Regions from separate parts of the Mus musculus genome. Here region 2 is linked to region 1. The links are chromatin contacts, found by POLR2A ChIA-PET in ENCODE. All regions are on one chromosome and are shown on one strand. The core of a region is the stretch at or near the end of the contact, and the rest is flanking DNA. Distances in the headings are between cores, read along the strand shown.

Evidence for each region. ChIA-PET counts read pairs that join two places held with the same protein, here RNA polymerase II (POLR2A).
Region 2: POLR2A ChIA-PET joins it to region 1 with 19 read pairs in Patski. The contact joins the promoter of Vmp1 here to the promoter of Rps6kb1 in region 1. POLR2A ChIA-PET finds 5 or more read pairs at or near these places in 3 of 5 experiments (Patski and embryonic stem cell).

What each region holds. Positions count from the first base shown.
Region 1 is chr11:86,543,512-86,549,358 of GRCm38, reverse strand. It overlaps Rps6kb1 (ribosomal protein S6 kinase, polypeptide 1), which reads left to right and starts at 4,552. Exons shown (of 15, transcript NM_001114334.2): 1 at 4,552-4,793. The coding sequence starts at 4,653. Tubd1 (tubulin, delta 1) reads right to left here and starts at 4,368. Exons shown (of 9, transcript NM_019756.3): 1 at 4,129-4,368; 2 at 357-576; 3 at 1-35. The coding sequence starts at 528.
Region 2 is chr11:86,680,156-86,686,421 of GRCm38, reverse strand. It overlaps Vmp1 (vacuole membrane protein 1), which reads left to right and starts at 2,586. Exons shown (of 12, transcript NM_029478.6): 1 at 2,586-2,682. Ptrh2 (peptidyl-tRNA hydrolase 2) reads right to left here and starts at 2,348. Exons shown (of 2, transcript NM_001098810.3): 1 at 2,299-2,348.

The sequences.
Region 1 (5,847 bases), core at 3,303-5,802:
TTCCATGTCAACAAGAACAGCCCGGGCAACTGGAACTAGAGTAGGAGGGAGAATTATATATTTTATGTGGGTACCACAGAGCGTAAACTTCTAAGTCACTGAACCATATTCCCAGCCCTACATTTAGCTTTTTGATTTTTCTTTTGTTTGTTTGTTTTGTTTTTAAATTCGGGGGTTGGGGGTATGGTACTTGCATAGCCTGGTGAGGCCTTGGATTCAAACCGCAGCATGGAGTAGGGGGGGCACAAGCAAACCGCAGCATGGAGTAGGGGGGACAAGCAAAGGCCTTCCTTTGAGAGGGGGAGAGATGGGGCTTAGAGATACTTGTTGAGAGTCAGACTCTTGACCATGCCTACCTCCATTTTCTTCCTCTCTGAAAAATCTTTCTCTGCAGGAAGCTTGATATGCCTCGTTGTCCCTCTTAGAACAGAGTCCCTGGGAACAGTGTGAGTCTCTAAATAAAGCATCAAACACTTCAAAGCCAATCTGGTTGCCACACTGCCCCAGCTGTACTGTCACTATCGACATGCCAAGCCACAAAGGAGGCTTAGTCTAAAACACCAGAGGGTGGGTCACCTGTAAAAGAAAAAAAGACACAGACATGAGAAACCACCACATTGCTAACAAGAGCAAACAATATGCCACATGCTCACATTCTATCAGTAAGGGGCGGAGAGATGGTTCAGTGGTTAAAACACTTGCTCTTCTTTAGCATGACCCAGGATGGAGCTCAGCATTTACCTTGCTGCCTGGAACTTCAGCTCTAGGGGATCCAATTCCCCTCTTATGGCCTTCTCAGGCACTGCATGCATATGGTATACATACAGGTATTCTCATACAACATAAAAGTAACATTTTTAGAAATTTTAAAATATATGTACACTAATATGTGTGTGTATGTACAGATAATCACTTATATATGTATACATATATGTATGTATTTGTTTAAAGACAGGATCTCATGTAGCTCTGGCTGGCCTAGAACTTACAGAGATCAGCCTGTTCCTGTCTCTGGAATGCGGGGATTAAGGGCATGCAGCACCATGCTCTGCAAACTATGATTCTTAGCTTTGCCATCATAAAGCCTTTCAGGAGGGCAGTGTGAAGCAGCACTGAGGCTTATTAACACAGAGATTTTTATAAGATTTTCAACACGGTTTTAAGTCAGGGTGTTAATGGAAAGAAAGACACTCGAGAAAAGGATATTATTTTCCTAGTGTGGGGTGTGAACTTCTCAAGCAAGAATCACATTTAAGTGTCTTAGCAAGAGCCACATATATTAATGTGAGTTTGTTTTCTCTCTCTCTTTTTTTAAAGATTTATTTATTATTATGTCTAAGTACACTGTAGCTATCTTCAGACACTCCAGAAGAGGGCGTCAGATCTCATTACAGATGGTTGTGAGCCACCATGTGGTTGCTGGGATTTGAACTCAGGACCTTCGGAAGAGCAGTCAGAGCTTTTACCCACTGAGCCATCTCACCAGCCCTGTTGTCTTCTCTTTAAAAGTACTTAATTAATCTTTTTTTTTCTTGTTTTTGAGATAGGGCCTCAATGTGTGACTCTGGCTATCCTGGAACTCACTATATAGATCAGGCTAACCCCAAACTTAAGGAGATCATCTTCCCTCTGCCTCCTGAGTGCTGTGAATTTATTCCTATGTTATGTGCATGTTTTACCTGCATGTATGTCTGTTGACTACATGCATGCAGTGCCCTCAAGGGCCAAAAGAGGGTGTCAGAACATATCATCTGGGGCTGCAGTCACAATTGCCTTGCAGATGCTTGGAACTGAACCTGGGTCCTCTGCAAGAGCAGCAAGTTCTCTTAACTCCTGAGCCATCTCTCCAGCCTGATTTTATTGTCTTGACATTATATTGTTCAAAGACTTTCCAAGAGACATGTTTTTCTTTCCCTCTTGTGTGTGTGTGCGCATGTGTGTGTGTGTATAATTACAAAGTGTTTCCTAGAGTGTACTGGGGAGGTCAACAGGCTGACAAGGTAAAACCAAATAGCACAAAGGTTGCAGCAAGGGAGTTATAACATGTTTTTCTGTAAATGGAGCTTATGGCTTGTTCAAGAGCATCCTAGAAAACTGCAGGCTTATATCTGCAAACAGAGTAAGAAATCATATACTCTTAGGCCATAAGCATGGCTCATTACTATTTTAATGTTCTTATTTGAAATAGCCCTATATAAAAGAAATGTTGCCGGGCATGGTGGCACATGCCTTTAATCCCAGCACTTGGGAGGCAGAGGCAGGCGGATTTCTGAGTTCGAGGGCAGCCTGGTCTACAGAGTGAGTTCCCAGGAGAGCCAGGACTACAGAGAAACCCTGTCTCGAAAAAAACAAAACAAAACAAAACCAACCAAACAAAAAAAGAAATGTTGTCTCTAATAGGCAACTTTCACAGAAAATTTTGTGTGTATGTATGTGTGTGGTCCTTGCTTTCTACCAGGTCTGAAGATGGGCCTCTCTTCTGTTGTTTGCAGCTGTGCATTAGACTAGCTGACCCATGATTCTAGGGAATATCCTGTCTCCACTCCCCATCTTTCCATAGGAGTGTTGGGATGTGCTAACACATCTGGTTTAACATGGGTTCTGGAGATTCATATTCAGACCCTCAGGCTTGCATTGCGAGTACTTTGTCCCTGAGCCATCTTCCCCAGTCCTCTGAACTAGAATCCCGATTCTCAGATGGTGAGACCTCAGTGAAATTTTGGAATAACACACCTTTTTCCTCAAATTTCCTGTCCCCATCTAAGAATCTAGTCATTTCAAGAAATTCCCTCACTCTATAATTTGGGGGATTTAGGGTTCACTGGCCCAAATTCATTCACATACAATTCAATGGTTTCCAAAATATGATTCACATTCACTGTTGTCCCAAGTACACTTTTAAAAGAAAACAAATAAACCATAACAAAAGTGTTGGTTGTGGGGGCTGTGTAGCCACGGGGACCGGAGCCTAGAAGCAGCACCCACATAGCAAGCCAGGAGTCCTGTGCAGGCCTGTAGTTACAGAGGCAAGTCCAGTGCGGACAGAAGGACCACTGTGGATAGCTTCCACTTGGTTGAGAAAACTCAGCCCCAAGTTCAGAGAGAGAGAGAGAGAGAGGGAGAGAGAGAGAGAGAGCTGGATGCCCTCATCTCCTGTGCATTTGCATAAGTGCTCACATTCACACACATGTGCATATATACTCACACACATAAATAATCTAAAGGAAATATGATCCTGAAGGAATTCTTTGTATACATTTCACACTACATGGACATCAGAAGTTAGCTCAACAATAGAACATTCAATAACATTAATTTTCTGTTTTCTCACCAACCGTCTTCTGGCCCGGAAAGCACAGTTAAGATCAATAAGCCCAGTCATGGTGGCTATACCTTTAATTCCAGTACTCAAGAGACAGAGGTAGGCAGATCTCTGAGTTTGAGGACACAGAGAGTTCCAGGACAGCCAGGGCCACATAAAGAAATCCTGTCTCTGAAAACCAAAAACCAAACCAACTAGCATAAAGTTGGATCCAGGCATAGTGGTGCAAGCCTTTCAACCCAACAACACTTGGGAGGCTGAGGCAGACCGATCTCTGTGAGTTTGCACCTACACAGTGCGTTCCAGGACAGCCAGAGCTACATAGCGAGATCGTGTCTCGGAAAGAAAAGAAAGAAAAACAAAGTTGGAGCTTAGAGAAAGACCAGATAAAATATGAAACTAAATCTTTATTATTTTTAAACGACGTTGTTTGTTTTTAGACAACATCTCTCTATGTAGCCCAGTTACGCCTGAAACTGTCTAATTAGTCTGGGCTGACTTGAAACACATGATCCTTCTGCCTCAGCCTCTCGGAGAACAGGGACTATTTTAAAAAGAGTATTTTTGATAAGTGCTTCACATCAAGTCTATGTAGCCCCGGAAAGGAGCAGAGGCTTGTGAACCAGATTTTCAACTTAACGTCTAAGACTGCATTGTAGGTAATTCTATTCTCACTTTACAGTTAAGGAAATTGAGTTACCGAAGGGTTATGTAACTTTTCCAAGCCACTGAATTAGCAAATAGCAAAGACAAGAGTCTCTCTTTGCCTTTCTTCCCTATCAGCTCCCCGGTAACCCCACACTCACTGACAGCTCTGCGACCGGCAGTTTCAGTTCGGTTCAAACTTCAGAAGACCAACCCTCTCACTACGCGCATGCTCACTTTCAATACTTTAAAAAAAAAAACTACTTAGAACAAATAAATGCGCTCGCTCCTTATGCGAAGAGCTCTGCTGAGGGCTTGTCTTTTTTCGACCCTCGTTTCCCTTCTTCTATTTAGGAAGGCTAATCACGCATGTTCAATTTCAATTTATCAACTTCAGATATGGTACGCATGCTCCGTGTCCGGCAAACGCCTTAGACAGAAACGCGCAAGCTGTACTTTCCCGGCTTGGCTTCGGACGGTGTTCTGCGCATGCTCCTGCCAGTACCTGGCCCCGGGAGCTAATGCTACGCATGTCCGCTGCCCACTGTATGGCTTCAGAAGACTTTGTACGCATGCGCCGGAGCTGAACTTGAGGAGCCAGTCTGGGGCCTAGGCGCAGACGCATTGAGCTTAAGCAGCCGGTGATGGCGGCAGCAGCCGTGGAGTCTGCGGCGGGTCCGGGCCCATGAGGCGACGACGGAGGCGGGACGGCTTTTACCTAGCGCCTGACTTCCGACACAGGGAAGCTGAGGACATGGCAGGAGTGTTTGACATAGACCTGGACCAGCCAGAAGATGCAGGCTCTGAGGATGAGCTGGAGGAGGGGGTGAGGCCCGGGGTCCCCGGGGTATGGGCGGCGGGGTGGGGGGGCAGCGGCGAGGTGACAGGGCCGGGGTGGCGGCGTGGGCCCGGGAAGCCTGGTGTGCCCGAGGGCGTGGAGACCCGGGGGGGACGCGAGCGGTCTCCGGGAGGAGCTGAGGCGCCGCGCGGCCGAGTCGGGGAGCGGGCGGGCGGGCGGACGGACCTGGCCCTAGGTGTGAGGCCTCTGCGGGGCGCGCAGGTGCAGGGCTCGCCCTGATCCCTAGCTGAGCGCTGCCCCGGAGCAATGTGTTTCTGGAGCGCCGAGGAGAAAAGGCGCGCGGTCGGCTTCTGGAGCTGTGGGGCTTGAGTGCGGCCCGGGTGGTGTGAGCGTGTGCTGGGGGTGGGGAGGGCCGATCTTGTTGGGGTGTCCCCCTTAGTGCAGGTGAGATGCGGAAGGGTTTCCCTGTGGAGTGTAAGATTGCAAGCCTTAAATCTTCAGACTCCCCACAACCACCTCTCTTCTCGGCCTGTCGCTTCTCTCCTAGGAAGCGCTCAGCTGTTAGAAGTGACAGCTGAAAACTTCTGTCGGGAGTAGCACTGCTGTGACAGCCACCAGGAGTTTTATTTCGGGAGCAAGGGGGCTCTGCTGCATCTTCCAGGGTTTGTTTGTTTGCCTTTTATTTTTAACCCCCCTTCCGTGTGACTTTTTAAAGGAAAAAAAAACCCCCATTCATAACGACACACGGCATTTGTAAGTTAATTCCCTTCAAGTTGAAGATGTCTATATTTTTTTTTCAGAATAATTTATGTAATTGTAGGGTGGGAAAAAAAGCGTTGACAGCTGTGATTTGTCTCGCCAAAAATAAATTGCTTGAACCGAGACTTGTGAATAGTGGTGTGAGGGTTTTCCTTGCTGAAGTTTAAATTTAGAGTCGCTTTTCTAGTGCACATCTTGGCTTTACCTTTGCTGTCCTAGTAGTTTGTTATTTATGTATACCATTTTTTCTACAGTAATACTTACTGAAACGTACATATTTTACACCAAGGGTTAAAAAAATACATCAAACTAAATAACCAAT
Region 2 (6,266 bases), core at 1,337-3,836, 140 kb before region 1:
TGTATATAAAGAAAATGCACTTAGCCAGAATATATCTTTAGTGTTTGAAGCAGAAACTAAAAACTGATGCCTCTTATTTTCTTAAAGAAAAATGAAACATCAGATATGAAAATATAACAAAGGTTTGGAATAGCTATTAAGGTGAATAAAGAAGTCTAACAGAACTGTGATGGATTTAGGCCTGGGAAGCCATATTCTAAATGTACGACCGTACAGATTTCCCAAGAAGGATCCACTCCAAGTCTAGGAATAACAGGCCTCTCTGATGGATAAAAAAGGACACCAAGATAGAAAGGAACTGGCAAGGGAATGTTTGAAAGCTATGGTGAGTCTATGTGCGTGTGTGTGTGTGTGTGTGTGTGTGTGTGTGTGTGTGTGTGTGTGTATGTGTGTGTGTGTAGCATAGGTGCATACAATACAGATAAGAATGTGTGGAGGTCAGGACACTTCCTTGGAAATGTGTTCTCTTCTTTCACTATGTGGGCCCCAGGGATTAACTTGAGGTTGTAGGCTTGTCTTCACCTGGTGAGGAGGCAGCTCACTGACCCTCTTCTCTCCCTCTCTGCATGCTTGGGGTAGACTCTATAGTGGTTCTCAACCTTCCTAATGCTGTAACCTCTTATAGAATTCCTCATTTTATAGTGACCCCCAACTAGAAAATTATCTCATTTTACCTCATAACTATAATTTTGCTACATTGTATGCTAGGAAACATAATATAAATATCTGATACACAGAATATTTGATATATGACCCCATATGAAGGGGTCACAACCCACAGGTTGAGAACTACTGCTCTTGCGCCTCCTGCATGTTAGGCAAGGACTCTCTGAGCCTCATCCCTGCCTCTGTTTACACTGCACCTTGCTAAGGTTGCCTGGGCTGCTCTTGCCATGGTCCTTTTGCCTCAGCCTTCCCAGTAGCTGGGATTCTAGCTATGTATCCTGAAACCTAGCTCCCTTTTCATAATCTTTTCAAAGTAAACATTGTCTGCCCATTTTAATGAAGAAAGCATTCAAAATCCAAAACAAAAGATGGGGGAACAGAGAACCTAAGACCAAGAGAAGTTAAATACAACAAATGTTTGATAGCTGCCTGCCAGGTAGAATTAGGAGTCCTCACAATTTCTAGGTTGTAAAATAAGCAAATCAGATTTGGGGAAAGTTAACGTCTCTACATAGCGTCTATTACAGGATGGGTAATATACTATTCTATCCAAACTGCTAAAGAACCAGACAGGCTGTCATTGCTACCACAGTTCTTTCTTTTTGTGTTTCATTCTTGAGTTTTGTGCACCACTCCCTGCTGACTTTTAAAACTTTAAACCTTCCTCTGAGTTATTTAACTCAACTTCCACCCACTGCTCACCTGACCTTTCTCACAGTTTGCAGTCTCCTAAGCAAAACTACCTATTTGCCTGGAAATATGGATAATATTACACACACGTACATAGTTGGCCCTTCTGTCTGTCCCTATGCTGTCCAATGTGGTAGAGATTAGTGTCACAGAGCAACATATGGCTAAATATTCTTGATCTGCCTTTTCCTGGAAACGGCAACTATGCCTTTGTTTCCAAAGGCTATTACTGACCACCTTGCAACCATGTCTTACTTCAGAGGGTTGTTATGACCAACTTATGTTCACTTTCCGCTGCTATTAACACTGTTTATATGCCAAATCCCCCATTTGGAAACCAATACTCCTGAACTATAAAAATCCTTATTTTCCCCATGTCCAGTGCTGATCTCTTGAACACTGCCTTTTGGGAGAAATAGTCCGTGTAAACGAATAATAATAATAAAAAGTTTGCTTTAATTAATCTGGCCATGATTTGGGTCAGTGGTCTTCCACTTCGAATCCATGAGATTAACAATAGCTTCAGAGTAGAGCGCTTTGCTCACCATGCACAACGTGCATGCACCGCAATACCAATAAATAAAAATACTTTTGAATCCATCTTTAGAATTCTTTTCCTTTTCCAAGCTGGGCTCAACAATTCGAAGACGGATATTTAAAATGTATAGTGTGAGGCCTGTTCTCCATTTTTTTCACGCTAGGGTAGCGTATCAATGCCACCTCTAAGAGGAGGTGTTGCCAGCGACTAAAATTCTGGGTTCTATCTTGGCTTCTTCCAAAGGTTTGCAGAGTAGGCAAGGCAGGCAGCAGCCACGGGGCGGAAGACAATTTATGAAGTAGCTAGGGGGAGGCCGACCGTGGGGTAAGATGATAAGATGCTTTTCAGTAGAGCCATTAAGAACTACACTCCTCTGCACCGTCCTAGAAGGAGTCGAGACTTACCTGGAGCTCGTCTCGCTCACCTCGCAGGTCTCCAAGCCAGAACAAGGAACACGCTTCGCGCGCGCCACCTACTCCTTCCGGGTTTCCTGAAAAACTAGTTCCGGATCAGAAACTACGAAGCGCAGTCATCCTTCTTCTTGTCACACCCACAGAGCCCGAACCGAGAAAGCCGAACCGAAATCCCGCGAGGAACCTCCCGGTGGCCGAAAGGAGGGGGTGGGGGTGGGGGAACGTTTCTCTTTTGGAGGCGGGCTCCTTAAAGGAGCCGGACCGGAAGTGACGCGAGCGAGTTCCGGTTGGCTGGAGCCCAGCGGCGGGTGTGAGAGTCGGTGTTGTGAGCCGCTTCCAGGATCCTGCGATCCGGAGAAGCCGGGGTCTGAGCGGGTAGGTGAGCGAAAGCGGGGAGTCCGGAGCCCAAGCCGAGCTTTCCCACAGCTCGGCCGCTTCCGCAGCTCCCGCACTTGGGTGATGCAGACGCAGAACACGCTGGTTTCCACTTGAGATGGCTCAGGTCACTGCTGACTGGCTGTGTCAGCTGGCGGTGGCCAGGTTATGTGGGACACCTCTCCGCGCTTGGTTACCGGGACATTGAACCCAGACACTCGCGACAGTTCGTTCCAGACCTGGAAGCCGGCTTTGGCTTTCTCAGAGAACCTCACTCCCGAGCTGTCCAGAGCCTTGGGTTAAATGAAGAGGGTCTTCGCTGCTGCTGATTCTCAGGACCTTTCAATGGGTTTTTCTCCTCCCGGGCCACTAGCGCAGTATGCTAAGTATATCTCCGAGAAACGAAGGTATTCGGGTGTACCGACAGTGCAGAGTAGTCAAAGGAAGGGGTCATTACCTCTCAGAGTTATTGCTGTGGACCCACTCAGCTTTTCCTAGGACTGTCATTTAAAAAAAAAAAAAAAAAAAAAAAAAAGAGGGCTCTCCGCTTTTTCCAAAACCTTGATCCCCAACATTTTTATTTCCCCGCAGTGGAAGTACTTGCAGCAAGATAGGGACTTAAAGGTCTTTACGATTCCAAACAGTGTATGGGCTTAGCGGGTTAGGCAGCTATGGGTTGCTTATGACCTCCAGTTGATTTTATGTAAACATCTTTTGCTTTTCTACTCCAGCAAAGAATCCAGGAATGCATAGATCGGCTGTGTATGTGTCTATTGGCAATGTCATTCCTTACCTTTCAGTTCTTTCTTGACGCTTGTGAGAGGTTTCGTAGACAGATTGATCATTTAGAGAACCTTTTCCAGTGTTTCTCTTGGCCTAATGAAGAATTTAATTCCAACTGTTTTAGTTCATTTTTTGAGATGGGGTTTCTCTGTGTAGCCCCGGCTGTTCTGGAACTTGCTCTGTAGACCAGGTCCACCTGCCTCTGCCTCCCGAGTGCTGGGTCCGGCTATATTCCAGCTGTTATTGTCTGAGAATTGTGTTGTCCTTGGGTCTGATTTTAGGGAAGAAGCTTATTTACTACGCTGTATTTTTGTATTGGAGGTGATGTTTTTGTTGACCTTTGGGAGAAAGATGCTGGCGTACCAGACACATGATCAGTTGGAGTAGATGCAAAGTGATTCTGAAGTGGGAATCTCTTCTGCTTAACTTATTTGCCTAGGTTATCTAAAACACAGATGCATTTTAAGGGGTTTATCCTTGGATACATTTAACAATACAATTAAATCCCTGAGGCACGCATTCCAGAAGAAAATAGCCACATATCTGAACTAAGCTGGCAAATGGTTTGGTGCTGTTTCCCAATTTACCTACAGCTAGTTTAAATCTGTTTGTTTCCTATTGTTTTTAGTTTTGAGTTCTTGAACTGTTTTACACTTGTCAGTTTTGTTTTGTTTTGGGTTTGTTTATTTGTTTGTTTGTTTTGTTTTTTTGAGGCAGGGTTTCTCTGTAGCCCTGGCTGTTCTGGAAGACAGCCTGCTCTGTAGACCAGGCTGGCCTTGAACCCAGCTAAATCCTTTCTTATCTGCTGTTTGGTGTGTTATCCCTGGTTTGTTTGCTTGCTTGCTTTTTGTAGTTGTTTTTTTACTTTTCCAACAATTTTTTTCTTCTTTCTTTTTTCTGTTTGTTTGTTTGTTTGTTTGTTTGTTGTTGTTTTGAGACAGGGTTACTCTGTGTAGCCCCTGGTGTCCAGGAACTCACTCTGTAGACCAGGCTGGCCTCAAACTAGAAATCCGCCTGTCTCTGCTCCCAAGTGCTGGGATTAAAGGCATGCGCCACCATGCCCGGCTTCCAACAATTTCTTAATGTTGGCTCAAATCACTACTTTTTAGGACTTCTAAGGTCATTACAACTCATTTTATTTTTGAGTCAGGGTCTTATTATATAGCTCTGAGTAGCCTCAAAGTCACAAGAGATCCACCTGCCTCTGCCTCTTGAGAACTGAGATTAAAGGCCACTGTACTCGGAAAGATAATTTATTTTTAAATCAGATGACCTGGATTAAAGTCTGAGCTCCAGCACTTACTGAGTGATGATTGGCAAGTTACCCGGCATTCAGAGCTGCTCTAGATTGTGTTGATAAAAGGACTCACTTTATTTCATATGACTGTCATTGTGTCTAGTGAGATGGTATTTGTGAAATCACTTTTTGTTTAGAGAGCTAGAAATACGTAACTGTAGAATATGTTACTTTGAAGTATTGCAAAACTTGCTGATTTATATCATGTTTTTTATTAACCTGAATATATTATTACCCATATTTATAGTGATAGTTTTTGCCCTACTTTTGAACACAAGAAAGCCAGCCAAGAGTGGCCTGAAATTAGTCATCTTAGTTAATAAGTGACTAGAAGATGAGCATAGCTATGCATTTAAGAGTTTAAGTCTGACTTTTCTCAGCAATGTATTATCAGTTGAAAATTCCCAAGTACAGAAGACGTTTTTGTTCTGGCAGAACACCAATGAACATAAATTAAAAATTAGTCAAGTATAATTAACTAATCATTAGAAGTTGTCTACTTTTGCTTACATTTAGTAAGAATCATTATTTACTGAAACCAACATTTTTGAATTGTAGTTACGTCTTGTGAATCCATGGTAGCACCTTCTAGTTTAATAGAGGGGAACCTTAGGACCCAGAAACAATCAGTAATTGGCTGGCCTGAGGACTTCTAAAGTAGGCAGAGCCAGAGCCTGACCTAGGCTGAGTTCCTAAGTGTTCTTTCCATTCTTATGAAGTTGTCCTCAGGCATCCTGATAAGCTTTAGCAATAGCCTAGTTTATGTAATACTGTTTGCTTTGTATGAAAGAGGGTTGTGTGTTGTATGTTTGTGCTACCCTCCCTTCTTTAGTCTTGTAAATTGTAGAGACACTAACTTCTTAGTGAGAGTCACAGGAAAAGAAAGCCATGGTGTTTGGAAGACTGGGATAGGAGCGTATTGCGCTCAAAGCCAGTCTGGATGTACTGGATAGTAAGACCCTGTCAGAGGAAAAGATTAAAAGTCTTCAGTAGGATGTAGTAAGGAAAGAAAATTACTTATATTTTCCAGAATATTCTCAGTCCACAATCACATTCTATCAGGTATTGTGAAATGTCACTTAGTAGTAGTGACAGAGTTCCTGTAACATATCTCTTATTGAGTGTTACTGATATATAGGAGAAACCTGTATTCATTTTTTCCCTCTTGAGATAAAGAACTTTTTGAACGACTGTAAATCTGATATTCTATTTTATTAATTTTTCATCTTCAGGGTCATTTCTGTAACTGCCATTCTAGGTAAAAATCCATTATAGAAGAAGGAGTGATGTGTTTTCAACCTTTACTTCCACTAACTTCACAGAACCCATTTAGTTTCTCCTCTGCTGGGTATTACAGTGCAAGCTCTGCTCGAGGCTCCTAAGTGCTATGGATGGAAGTGAACTCTAGACTAGCAAACCTGAGAAACCAGAAGCGGTGAAGCAATCATAACTTCACTGTGTAGTTCTGATAGCTAATAATCTGCTTTCACATAGACATGGGGGA